Regions from separate parts of the Homo sapiens genome. Here regions 2 and 3 are each linked to region 1. Evidence: chromatin contacts called from ENCODE Hi-C or POLR2A ChIA-PET data. All regions are on one chromosome and are shown on one strand. The core of a region is the stretch at or near the end of the contact, and the rest is flanking DNA. Distances in the headings are between cores, read along the strand shown.

Region 1 (3,662 bases), core at 902-3,401:
TGCCACCCGGTCACGCGGTCCTGTTGTTTTTGCCACCCTGGTACCGCTCCATCAGTTTCTCAACCACTGTTCCTGACTCTCATCTTTTCTGCAAACTACCAGACGCATTGCTCTAATCCTATTCACCCCTCTTTAACAATTTTCGATGGCTCTCTCGTGACACCCGGAGGAGGAAGCCCTGACTCATTCGCTGGAGCTTCAAAGCCCATTGCAAACTGGCCACAATCCCCCTTCAGGAGGCCATCATCATCACGGGCTTTACTTCCTGTTCCAACCAAATGGGTACACTTCCTTGCACTGTTCGCCTCTTCCTCACTTGGCATCCTGCCCTCCTTATTTCTGCCCATCAAAACCTATTTACCTGTTAGGACCCTTTTAAATCCCTCTTCTTCCCAGAAGCCTTCAGGGTTTCCATGGTGACCTTTCTTATCTTTAGGACATGTCGGCACCAATTAATTGGGAACGTTCATCCAATTGTCTTGAGGACACTCTGGTATCAAACTGATCTTAATAGACTGTATCACTCCTTAGCTTTGCATCTTTGTTCAGTTAATTTTTTTAAAGAGATAAGGTCTCAATCTGTTGCCCAGGCTGGAGCGCAGTGGAGTGATCAGGGTGCACTGTTGTTGAATTCCTGGGCTCAAGCAATCCTCCCTCCTTAGCCTTCCAAGTAGCGGGGACTGTAGGTGTGAGCAACCATGCCCAGCTATTTTAAAAATGTTTCTGTAGAGATGGGGTCTCACTGTGTTGTCCAGGCCGGCCTCAAACTCCTGGGCTCAAGTGATCCTCCCATTTCAGCCTCTCAAAGCTCTGGGATTGCAGGCCTGAGCCACCATGCCTGGCTAATGTTTTTCATTTCTTTAGCTCTTCTTCACTCTTCAAATGTCTGAAAGACTTCTGTGTGTTTTAGATCTTCTGTAAACACTGCTTATTAAGTTTGTAAAGTACTTGCCTTATGTGAATATACTCACTGGAATAACTAGAGAGCGTATTTTAAAGTGAGGGATCATCCTCCCACATTGGAGAGAGATGGTGATCTATTTAAGCTTCTTGCTATTCCCTAAAACCTCCACACTGTACATGCCACATCTGTGGATTCAGAAATATTTCTTAGTTAGTTTAATGGGGAATGCGGCCCCCATTCAGAAGAACAAATCCAATGGGAGTTGGTTCTGGTAGAGACAGCTGTCCACCACAACTATGCATGGCCGGGCCCAGCCCAAATGTCCTTCCCTCCGCTGATAGGGGTCTTGCTGGCCATGGTGGCCCCCAGTCTTTGGCAGCACATCTGAGGAACAATCTCCTTTGCTGTCTTTTAGGTTAGTGATTTCCTACGAAGCGGCTGTCCCCTCTTCTGCATCCAACTTGTCGCTCATTATTTGAACCGGCAAATGATGGCAATTAACCAGAATGGGGGCCTCATTTCTCTGCATCAAGTGGTGCCAGCCTTGGATGAGGAGTTGTAAACCTGATTCAAAGGGAGGGAGGAGAGACAGCGTGCCCAGGAGGGTGGGCCTTCCAGAATCACACGCCCCACATCAAATAACAAATCAACCTGCCCTAAGCGGTTATTTCTCTCTATTTGCATTACAGAAAAGCCACCCTCCGTTTATTTGGCTGTGAATGGCCCTGCCTCCAGCCTTCCTGGCAACTTTGCCAAGCTGGGATCAGCCTCGTGCAGGGGGCTGGTGCTTTGCCGTCAAAATTACCCCTTCCCTTTTGCTTCTGTGTTCAGGGCAGGACAGGAGGAAGACGAAGGTCCTCCCAGGCCTTTTTTAGGGACCCGTCCAGCTTGGCCTAAAAGCAGCGAAGAACCCACAGGAAACTCTACCAAATGGTTCTGCTCACCAGGCTCTCGGTGGAATGGGGGCCCTGAGCCACGTTCCTGGGTTTCCAGGGGCCTGTGCTCAGAGCAGCCAGTAGGTGTCTCCATCACACACTATTCGAGGACTCGCACCAGAGCAGACGTAGATAAGGCCTTCAGCTCTTACCCAGGTTGCTCAGGGAGGCTCTGGGGGTTCCTCAGGCACTGTCTTCTTGGGAGGAAGCAGGAGAGGGCATTTTAGGGATTGGGAGAGGAGCGAAGACTAGGCAGGCAGGACCAAGTGTGAAGGGATGGAGGGAAGGGCAAGTGCAGGTTTGCACAGTGGAAGAGGAGCTGGAAGGTGGAGCAATTCCCGCTGGGGAAAGGTGGGGAGAAGTGGGGAGGGAGGAAAAGGCTGAGGGCAGGCAGGATTTACAGAGGAGTTCAGTACACAGCCCCTGGAGGAAGGGCTGGGGCTGGGTTTGCACTGAAGTTCTAGCTCTTACTGGCTGTGGGGCTTTAGGAAAGTGATTCAACCTCTCTGCTGCCACTCACTCATCTATAATTGAAGACCCTACTACCACATAGAGGTGTTGGGCTATTTAAGTGAGAGTCCACATGAATAGTGCCTGCCGCCTAGTAAGCACTCAGTACATCTGAGTTATTTCTTATTAATTCGACAAGATGTTCAGGAGAAGCTGGTGCAAACTTGCGTGGCTCCTGCCCCACTTGCCCGCTCCTCACCCCCCCTTAAAGAAGCAAGAGGAGGCTGGGTGCGGTGGCTCATGCCTGTAATCCCAGCACTTTGGGAGGCTGAAGCGGGCACATCACTTGAGGTCAGGAGTTCAAGACTAGCCTGGCCAACATGGTGAAAGCCCGTCTCTACTAAAAATACAAAAATTAGCTGGGCTTGGTGGCAGGCACCTGTAATCCCAGCTACTCAGGAGGCTGAGGCAGGAAAACCTCTTGAACCTGGGAAGCGGAGGTTGCAGTGAGCCGAGTTCATGCCACTTCACTCCAGCCTGGGAAACAGAGCGAGACTCTGTCTCAGAAAAAAAAAAAAAAAAAAAAAGCAGCAGCTGGAAAACTTGGAAGCCAGATCTATTCAAACCAGCAGGACCTGTGGTGATGTTACTCAAGGGGTCCCTAAGGGACTGGCACAAGTCAGGGTGGAGCTATTATTTTAGTGGCATCATAGATGACAAGGGGATCCCCAATGATGGAAAGCAGCAAATGACTGCTCAGCTTTGAAGAAGGAAATGAGAGCAGACCAGCCTGTTAGCCAATGGCCAGCAGGCTTAGCCTTCTTTGAGAAGATGCTAGAATTGAACACCAACTATCTAAGGGACACAGGGGTGATGTAGCTTAGGGACAAAGAGCAGGAGCTCTGCTATAGTAAAGGCCTCAGCTCTTTGTCCCTAAGCTAAATAAATACTAAGGCTATAACTGGTTATGTGGCTGTAGGGCAAGTGACTTCAACCACTACAGTGCCTACTACCCCCCATGAGGGTGTTGTAAGGATCCAATGAGTTAGTATGTGTGAAGGGCTAAATAAATGAGGACTATTACTGTGAGACAGGAGGGAATAACCAAATGATGTTGTAAAGACCACACTGTCCCAGCCAAATCATTTACATTCATTTTTGCTTAAGGAGAAAACGTGGAAGGTTGGGGCTACAAGGGGAATCTGATCACTTTGCTGAACCAAAACCCAGAAAAAAGAAAATTATCAAGGTCATAAGCTCATTAAGAGCGAAGGAGGGACCGGGTCTCCTGAGTTTAAATACTTTAAGAAATTACTATTACTCTTCATCCTGATGTCAAGATATAATCTATGACAGTATTTCCCCAAATGTTT
Region 2 (3,729 bases), core at 947-3,446, 180 kb after region 1:
TGACAGTGAATACAGAGGATGGACAATATGCATGAGAGTAAGATTGAGATGCAGGTGTGCCTGGCTCCAAGTCCATGCCCATAAACCCTACATCATGAAAAAGAAGGAGAAGGATATTCGGGTTGTGCCATACGCCTTCCTCCCCTAGCCCCTTTAACCAGAGTCCAGCTGGCTGGGGAATAATGGCACACGAAGACACCATGCTGAAGGCTAGAGCCAGTCCAGACCTGGCTCAAGAGGAGAGGTGGGGCTGCCCAGGGGCTGGAGGCAGCTGGCTGTCTGCCTCCCTCCTTGTTTTGGGAGGCCCTGCGGAGAGGAAGGGGTATTCACCTTGTTTGGAAGCTGCCCACTCAGGCCAGTGGCCATGGCAACCCTCACCATTCAGAGCTACTCCTCCAAGCCTGGAACTGCCCAGAGTACCAGCTGCCACCCTCGTATGTACCCACCACGGCCCAGTCTGCCACCTTCCTCCAGGCAGAGCCTCCCACAGCTGCTGGAGCCTCCCCTAGGAGCTCCACTGGGGAGAAGCAGAGGTCCTCTCCTACCCCTTAGCCCTGGGGTCTGGAATTCAACCCTCCCCCACTCTGTTCCCAGTTGCCCTCTGTTTGACAAGAGGAGCTTGGAAACCACCTCGATCCAGTCCTCAAACTCCCCTTCCCCTGTGCCGCTCTGAATTCCAGGCTATCCCCACGATATAGCCAAAGCACCCTGGCTTGCTTTGAAAGTGTCTGGGGAGTTTTTGATCCCCTGAAAAAAAAAGGCATTTATTATCAGAGACTGTTTGTACCATATTTTAGTGTCCTCAAGAGACAAAGAGAATTCTCTCTGCAGTTGAGTAAGCTTCAAAATAGAAAATCGGAGGGTGGGGTAGGTGACGGCCAAAAAGCAATCATTTATCAACCAGCGGGGAAGCAGGGACCGTAAACCTCTTTGGTGGCTGCAGGTTTCATCACAGCCTGACTTATGCACCTGACTCTGGAGAGGAGGTGAGAATGGGGTGTGCAGAAGTCAGTGGGTCCCGCAGTCTTCCCTCCTTCAGCGTTGGTGGCCACAGTCTGTCTGTGGTCACTTGCCCCCACAGCCCCCTGCTCTGCCTTCCATTTATCGAGACCTTTCCCTTGCATTTGCGGAGGGGGAAGAAGCAGAGGTTAGGTTGCTGACATTCTGCACACCCCACAACTCCCCAGAGAAATCCTGGGGCTGATCAGTAGAATCCAGCCACCTTTCACTGGCAGAAGGCACAGTGTTTTTCTCCCTGGAGGTTTTTAACCTGTTACTTCATGTAAGCCTCCTATTGTCAAATAGAGAGAAACTGAGGGGCTTTGGAAGCAAACAGACTTGGGAAATTCTTGGCAAATTCTTAACTCTATCTCTTTGTGGGTGACCTGGGATATGTTCCCGGTGTCCTCAGCCTCTGAGTGCTCTTGGAAGATTAAATGGGATAAACCATGTGGAGTGACCAGTGCGAGGCCCAGCATGTTCTAGAAGCTCAAAGGAATGGCTACCACAAGTCAAGGTAAGGATGCTACCACTTTTCACAGATGACACAACTGAAGCTCAGAGAGGGTGAGTAACAATCCCAAGGTCACAGATATATTGGGTGCAGAGCCCAAACCAGGACCTGGGGCTCCAGGTCTCCAACCACCTTGCCGTTTGTTTCTCTCAATCAGACAGACATTTTCATTCCCATCTGTAAAATGGGGATAGGGATAGTACCTATTTGTAGGATAGCTGGAAGGACAGTGTGGGAGGTGGTCAGGCATGTGGACTCTGGTACCAAGTTCCTGGGTTCAAATCCCAGTTCTCCATCTACGAACTTTGTGACTTTGTGTAAGTTATCGACATCTGGGTGCCTCATCTCTCCCATCTGTAAACTGGAGCTAATATGGATCTAGCTCACAGGCTTGTTGGAGGAATAACTTGGGCTAATAGTCAGTAAACATCCCTCAATAATCTAAAACCCCGCTGCCTGTGGTTCCCACACCCAGAGGTCTAGGCTAACCAAGGCTGGGGCAGGTTTCTGGGAGATGGTGAAGCTGGCTGCAGACCATCCTGACCCCACAGAGGGCTTGGTGGGATGAGGAGAGGCACTGCCCTGGCAGGACTGGGACTGGGAAGGAAGGCCAAGAGGACTGGAGGCCTCTACCCCATGCCACCTTCAGGCAGTACTACCCGAGAATTGTTCCCTCTCTAGCTGAGTGGAGTGTCGGGCATGCGGGCCAAGTTCTTGAGTAACCCAGTTTTGAGCAATTCTCTAAAGGAGTGTTAAGCCCCAGAGGAATGCATGTCGGCTGTGTTGGTACAGCTTCTGGGTTTGATCTCTGTTTTAAAGACATTCATTAATCAGCCTCCACTCTATTTTTAGACAAGTCATGCCTAGCCATCCACCAGACTCTGGCCCCTCTCTGAGACTGGACTTTATTTTCTGATGTAAAAAAAAAAAAAAAAAAAATGAGAGCGAGAAGTGAAGCAATTTTCTTAATGCTCCTTTAAGGAGGGGGTAATACAGAAATCACTTCTCAGCACATCAGCAGTTTGCTAAATTTACACAAAATTAGCTGTCCTGATAAGGCTGTGTTCATTCCTCTATATTTGGGATGTTTTGCCTGTTTTGTGACTGTTTCTTTAGGAGTCAGCTTCCTCTACCAGACTGAGAATAAGCATAGAGTCTGTTTCTCTTGCTGTTGACATGATTTCTTCATTAGCGTCACCAGCATCCAACGCAGTGTCTGGCACCAAGGATTTCCATGAATATTTGTCAGGCGAATGCCCATCCTTCCTGTCCCCATTCCTTCTTTCTCTTCAGCAAGACATACGGCACCTTGAGGGTGGTCTCTGAGGGATAGAGATTTTGCTGGTCCAGCTAATTCTCTTTCCTCTACTTTTCATACAGAAATCCCCTTTCCACTAGGATTTCCACTAGGGACCCATTTCATGTGGTTCAGACAAGGTGAACCTTGTTCACGGGGTCAGACATGTGACCCAGACCTGGCCACAGTTCCCAATCTCCGTGAACACAGTTGGTTCAGACACGGACCCACGAGCTAAGAAAAGCTGATGAGAGCACCCGCAGGAGAGTGAGGTACAGCACAGTTTGGGATCTAGATCTGTGCTGTCTAATACAGTAGCCACTAGCCGTGTGTAGCTATTTAGATCTAAATTTGAATTAACTAAAGCTAAAAATTAACTAAAATAAAATAAAAAATTCAGCTCCTCAATCACATTATTCATATTTCAAGTGTTTAATAGCCATGCATGGCTAGTGGTTACTGCACTATACAGCACAGATATAGGAGAGTTCTATTATGATAGAAAGTTCTGTCGGACAGCACAGAAATTGCCGTTTCTGAACCCAATCCCAAAAGATTTCTTGATCGATCGATCTTCCTTCCTTCCTTCCTCCCTCCCTCCCTCCGTCCCTCCCTTCCTCTTCTCTTCTCTCTCCTTCTCCTGCCCCTTCCCCTTCCTCTTCCTCCTCTTTTTCCTCTTCTTCTTCTTTTTATATTAAGTTTGTTTGAGTTGAGTTTCTATTATATAGAACCCAAATAGTCTTGACCAAGATAGATAGGACTAATTATAGTTCATCAAGCACTCACAGATGCTGAAGTTCATCCAGATGAGATCATTTAACACCCACAGAGTTATTCAGTTTCCAGACAAGCCCTTATCAGTGGATCACAGAATACCAGTTTATCTTCTCAACTTTGACCAGGCAAATATCTCACCCTT
Region 3 (3,801 bases), core at 747-3,246, 240 kb after region 1:
CCTGTTCAGGTAAGCTATACACAGTTTCTCTTAGTTTATGGATTTCAGATCCCTAGGAAGTCATATATTATGTATGGCAGTCTCTCAAATACAGGCAGCATCTTCAATAGCCAAGAGTGGTCATGTTTTTAATAAATAGTTCAGGCTTTTCTTATCTCAGTCAGTACCCAGCTCATGAATCATGAAAATCAACCTCCCCCCGCCCTCCCGAAGGCCCACTGGCCGATTCTTCCTTAGACTTTGTCTTCTTCATTGGTTTAATTTTCCTTCAAAATGTTTTGTCGCAGTTGCTCACAGCCAAGACAGTTCACAAGAGCTTCGGGCTCCAACAGTTCACCAAAGCCAGACCCCAGGGCTCAATCGATCCGCTCCACTTTGCCCAGAATCCGGCCTTCATACATCGGGAGCACCGTCTCATCCTCCCAGATCTCCTCAAACACCGCTCCACAGGCAAACTCATCGCTTGCTTTTTTGAAGTAATACCTTAAAAGGAAAACCAAAAAAGCTTCTTGGTAAACTGCATTTTCCACATTGTTGAAAAGAAAAGCATACCAACATGGAGGACTGAGGTATCCTAGGAATTTGCTATGGCAGGTGTGCCTGTACACTGTTGCGCACATCTGCTTTAAGACGGCAGCTGGGACTGGCCACACCACAAGAAGCAGGTGGGCCGAGATGATGAAGGCCAGGCACCCACTGAGCAGCAGCCTGGGCTGGGCCTGCCACCTGCAATCTTCAACCCAGCACCTCTGCTGTCTCCTGACACGTATACACTGTGAAAAGCAGAGCTGCTTTCCCCCCGCCAACCTTTTTCAGCAGTGGGGTGGGGGAGGGAAGGGAAGGACAAATGCCTGCAGTTCCTTTGCAGCAGGAGCCAAGCAGGTCCTTCAAAGAGACTCCAGACTATCTCCAGGTTCAGCCATCCTGAACCCATCACACCTGGAGAGCCGGAACCTGCCGAAGTCTGTAAAAGGCTGACTTCCAGATGGTTTAGCAGTCCAAAGGCCTCTCGGCCTTCCCATCCTCCAGGTCCCAAGTGCAACACTCCTGGATGGCCCTGGCACAGCCACACAGGAGGCAAGCCAGCCCAGCGCAGCTTCCCAGGGCCGAACAGACGGCACTGGCCCCATGATGCCCTCCCCTCTTCTCCCCATTTCCAGGCCTCTTCTCCCATCCCATCCCTCCAGGGTCAAACACCAAAGGCCCTTCTATTATGCCCGTTGATTAAAGGCTCCTTTCATCCCTCCCCAGCGTTCTTTCTTCTGAGGCTGTTTAATTGTACAGATGCAAATGCCTGGCCTCTCAGGAGTGCCACATTCGGAAACAACTGCTGTCCTCTTGGGCCAGGCCCACCCCTAAACCCCTTCCGAGGAAATTAAGCAAGGGCCTCTTCCTTCCCTGTCCCCAGCCAAGGGAGACCCCTCAGAGGGATTAAACTTGCCCCTGCAAGCTGTCATTTCCAGCCCATAAAGGCCACTCACAGAGGGAAGGTCACAGTCCCCTGGGGGGATGGGAGAACCTTTCAAGCATTTAATTGTGTCTCAGGGTTATGGTTGGGCTTTGTCTTTTCCCTTTAAAAAAAAAAAAATTAACTCCCCTTGGTTAGAGCTCAATTTTTTCCCTCTTTAATAAAGGCAAGCCAAATACTTTCGTAGGAGATAAGGCTAAATACAGTGAACAGCTGGGTTTAGTCAAGGTTCTTTGTTTTTAGCATTCCTGACCCAGCTAATGCAGTGGGGTGAACAACGGCATGGCTCTGACTAGGCAGCACTGAAGACACGTCATGTCAAGGGGTCAAAATTCTCGGGGGAGCGTGAGAGGAGACAGTGAGAAAATGGGGAGGGGCTCTGTGCACAGGAGACTCAGGACAGTGGGGGGAAAAGTCACTTCTCCACATAAGAGGCTCAAATCCCAACGCCACCCTCCGTCAGACCCCTTTGGCCCCAGCTCCGACCCCTCCAGGGTTTACCAAGTTGGGCTTTCACAGCATGTCTGAGCAAACACGCAGCGACCTTTTACATAATTGCAACCTCCTCCAGAGAGGAGAGAGGCCACATTCTCTCAGCCCCACCCCCAGGACTTCAAACACACTGCACTGCCCTCATTTTCTCCAAGAAACAGGCTTTTCCACTGCAACATGCTTCATGTGGCAAACTTTGCTTTCTTCTGACATCTGGCACCAACAGCGTCTGGCGCGTCTGAAGGGACTGTTTGCTTTTTGAACCCCTGCCATGTTGAGATTACTCAACGCATCCCAGGTCCCCCCCACCTCCCACCCCTGCTCCACGGCCCCAACCTCACTGGGTCTTTTTTATTTTTTTGAAGGGGGGATGTATTTGTACAAATTGAGATGTTGAAGCACCAGCCCTGCTGGGAGGGTGAGGCGTGACACCCTGTGTCCCTGTCCTACCCCAGGAGGACACTGAGTCTAGCTCAGGCCCTGCAGAGATAAGGCAGCTGGGAGGGCCTTCCCACAGCCTGATCCACTCAGGAAAGAACTGGAGAGGATCGGAGAGTTGACCATTTGTGCAAGTCTTTGTGCATTAAAGGGGAGGCCAGGGCTTCAAAGCCAGGCTTATTAACTGTGCCTCAGGGAGAAAAAAAAAAAATCAGAGCCAGATGTGGCCACAGCAGCTGAAGGAGGCACTTTCCCCACAAGCCTATGCCAGCGCCACATGGCTCTTCTCCAAGGTCACCTGCAGTTCCACTCGAAGTCCAGCCGAGACAAAGCCAAGATCAAAATGAATCCCCAGAGGGACACACTTGTGTCATTAGTTTCACCTTGTGTCTTTTCAAGATAAAAGCAGCAGCAGCAGCAGCCAGGCCTGTTCCCCCACCCCTTTGATACCTTTTCACAATTGTCTCTGCCCAGGTATAAAAGGGACTATCCAGACCCAGCAACACGCCCTGCTGGCCAGTTACCTCCAGGGGCTCAGTCCAACCTCCATCCCCTCCCCACTCCAAAGAGAATCACTTTGAGCCCCCGCCCAAACTAACTCCCAGATGAAGGTGGCTGGTAAAACTATACAAGGCCTGCTCTAGAGGGGAGGGTGTCTCAGAGCCCTGCAGGTGGACTCATCCCCGTCCAGGAGCCCATGCCCACCTGGCAGGTTACCAAGTGCTATTCAGAGTTTTCCACTCACACCCCTGGCCCTGGTGGCGGCAACGGGTTCACACCTGGGAATAGACTGTGGTCCTGGCACAGGGACAACAGCACACAGCTGAGGAGTTGGAACTCTGTCTTGGGTGTAGACCCCAGAGTGAGCACCTCCTTAAACTAGGGTGCCCCTGTCTCACCCTTGTCCCAGCCTGGAGCCCTAAACCTGGGAAACCTGGGACAGAACTGGAGCAGAATCCACACATTCTCTTGGGCTGCAGGCCATGGAGAGGGGCAAGGGAGGACTCCAGATGAACTGAGGCAGAGTCATCACCTGCTCCTTACGAGGGAAATGATCAAGAGAAGGAATGGCCTAGGGCTGGCCCTCATCCTCCTCAGCTCTTGAACCCTCTCAAGGGCCCTAAAAAGTCAGCATGGACCTTCTCAAGGGCACCTCCGTCCACTCTGCAGACAAGGTAAGGAGACCAGGAAGTTCCCTTCCTGAAGCCCCTGCAGGGGAGAAGGCAGCGGGGCCCAGGCCTGGACAGGAGGAGTAGACTGCCCTATTCACCCTGTGCCCACCCGCAGGTCCAGCCCCTTCTTTGTTATGGACAAAGGCGCATCTCTGCTTCTAATGGCCCATAAAATCCAGGGAGGCTGTTCAGGTGGAAAGGCAGGGTAAGAAAAACACGGGGGACTTTTCC

Evidence for each region. A loop is a pair of places that touch in the nucleus more often than their neighbours do. ChIA-PET counts read pairs that join two places held with the same protein, here RNA polymerase II (POLR2A). Pooled maps may share reads with other maps.
Region 2: a pooled map shows a loop between it and region 1 (2.3-fold over the local background). The contact joins two enhancer-like sites. A Hi-C loop is called at or near these places in 1 of 168 maps with a recorded cell type or tissue (MCF 10A) and 1 of 50 pooled maps. POLR2A ChIA-PET finds 5 or more read pairs at or near these places in 3 of 52 experiments (Caco-2, MCF 10A and OCI-LY7).
Region 3: a loop to region 1 is called in a pooled map, with 6 times the contacts of the local background. The contact joins two enhancer-like sites. A Hi-C loop is called at or near these places in 3 of 168 maps with a recorded cell type or tissue (HepG2, endothelial cell of hepatic sinusoid and motor neuron) and 4 of 50 pooled maps. POLR2A ChIA-PET finds 5 or more read pairs at or near these places in 3 of 52 experiments (BJ, Caco-2 and activated T-cell).

Annotation. Positions count from the first base shown.
Region 1 is chr17:65,292,445-65,296,106 of GRCh38, forward strand. No RefSeq gene overlaps it. Among named protein-coding and RNA genes, the nearest start is that of RGS9, 160 kb to the left of the region's middle. Within about 2 kb of position 2,152, at least 3 of the 41 ENCODE cell types and tissues checked have a DNase peak (open chromatin) inside an H3K27ac peak, as active enhancers do.
Region 2 is chr17:65,470,540-65,474,268 of GRCh38, forward strand. No RefSeq gene overlaps it. Among named protein-coding and RNA genes, the nearest start is that of LINC02563, 15 kb to the left of the region's middle. Within about 2 kb of position 2,197, at least 7 of the 41 ENCODE cell types and tissues checked have a DNase peak (open chromatin) inside an H3K27ac peak, as active enhancers do.
Region 3 is chr17:65,529,620-65,533,420 of GRCh38, forward strand. AXIN2 (axin 2) reads right to left here. Exons shown (of 11, transcript NM_004655.4): 11 at 1-483. The coding sequence ends at 357. Among named protein-coding and RNA genes, the nearest start is that of AXIN2, 30 kb to the right of the region's middle. RefSeq lists enhancers at 409-923, 924-1,436, 1,951-2,463. Within about 2 kb of position 1,997, at least 21 of the 41 ENCODE cell types and tissues checked have a DNase peak (open chromatin) inside an H3K27ac peak, as active enhancers do.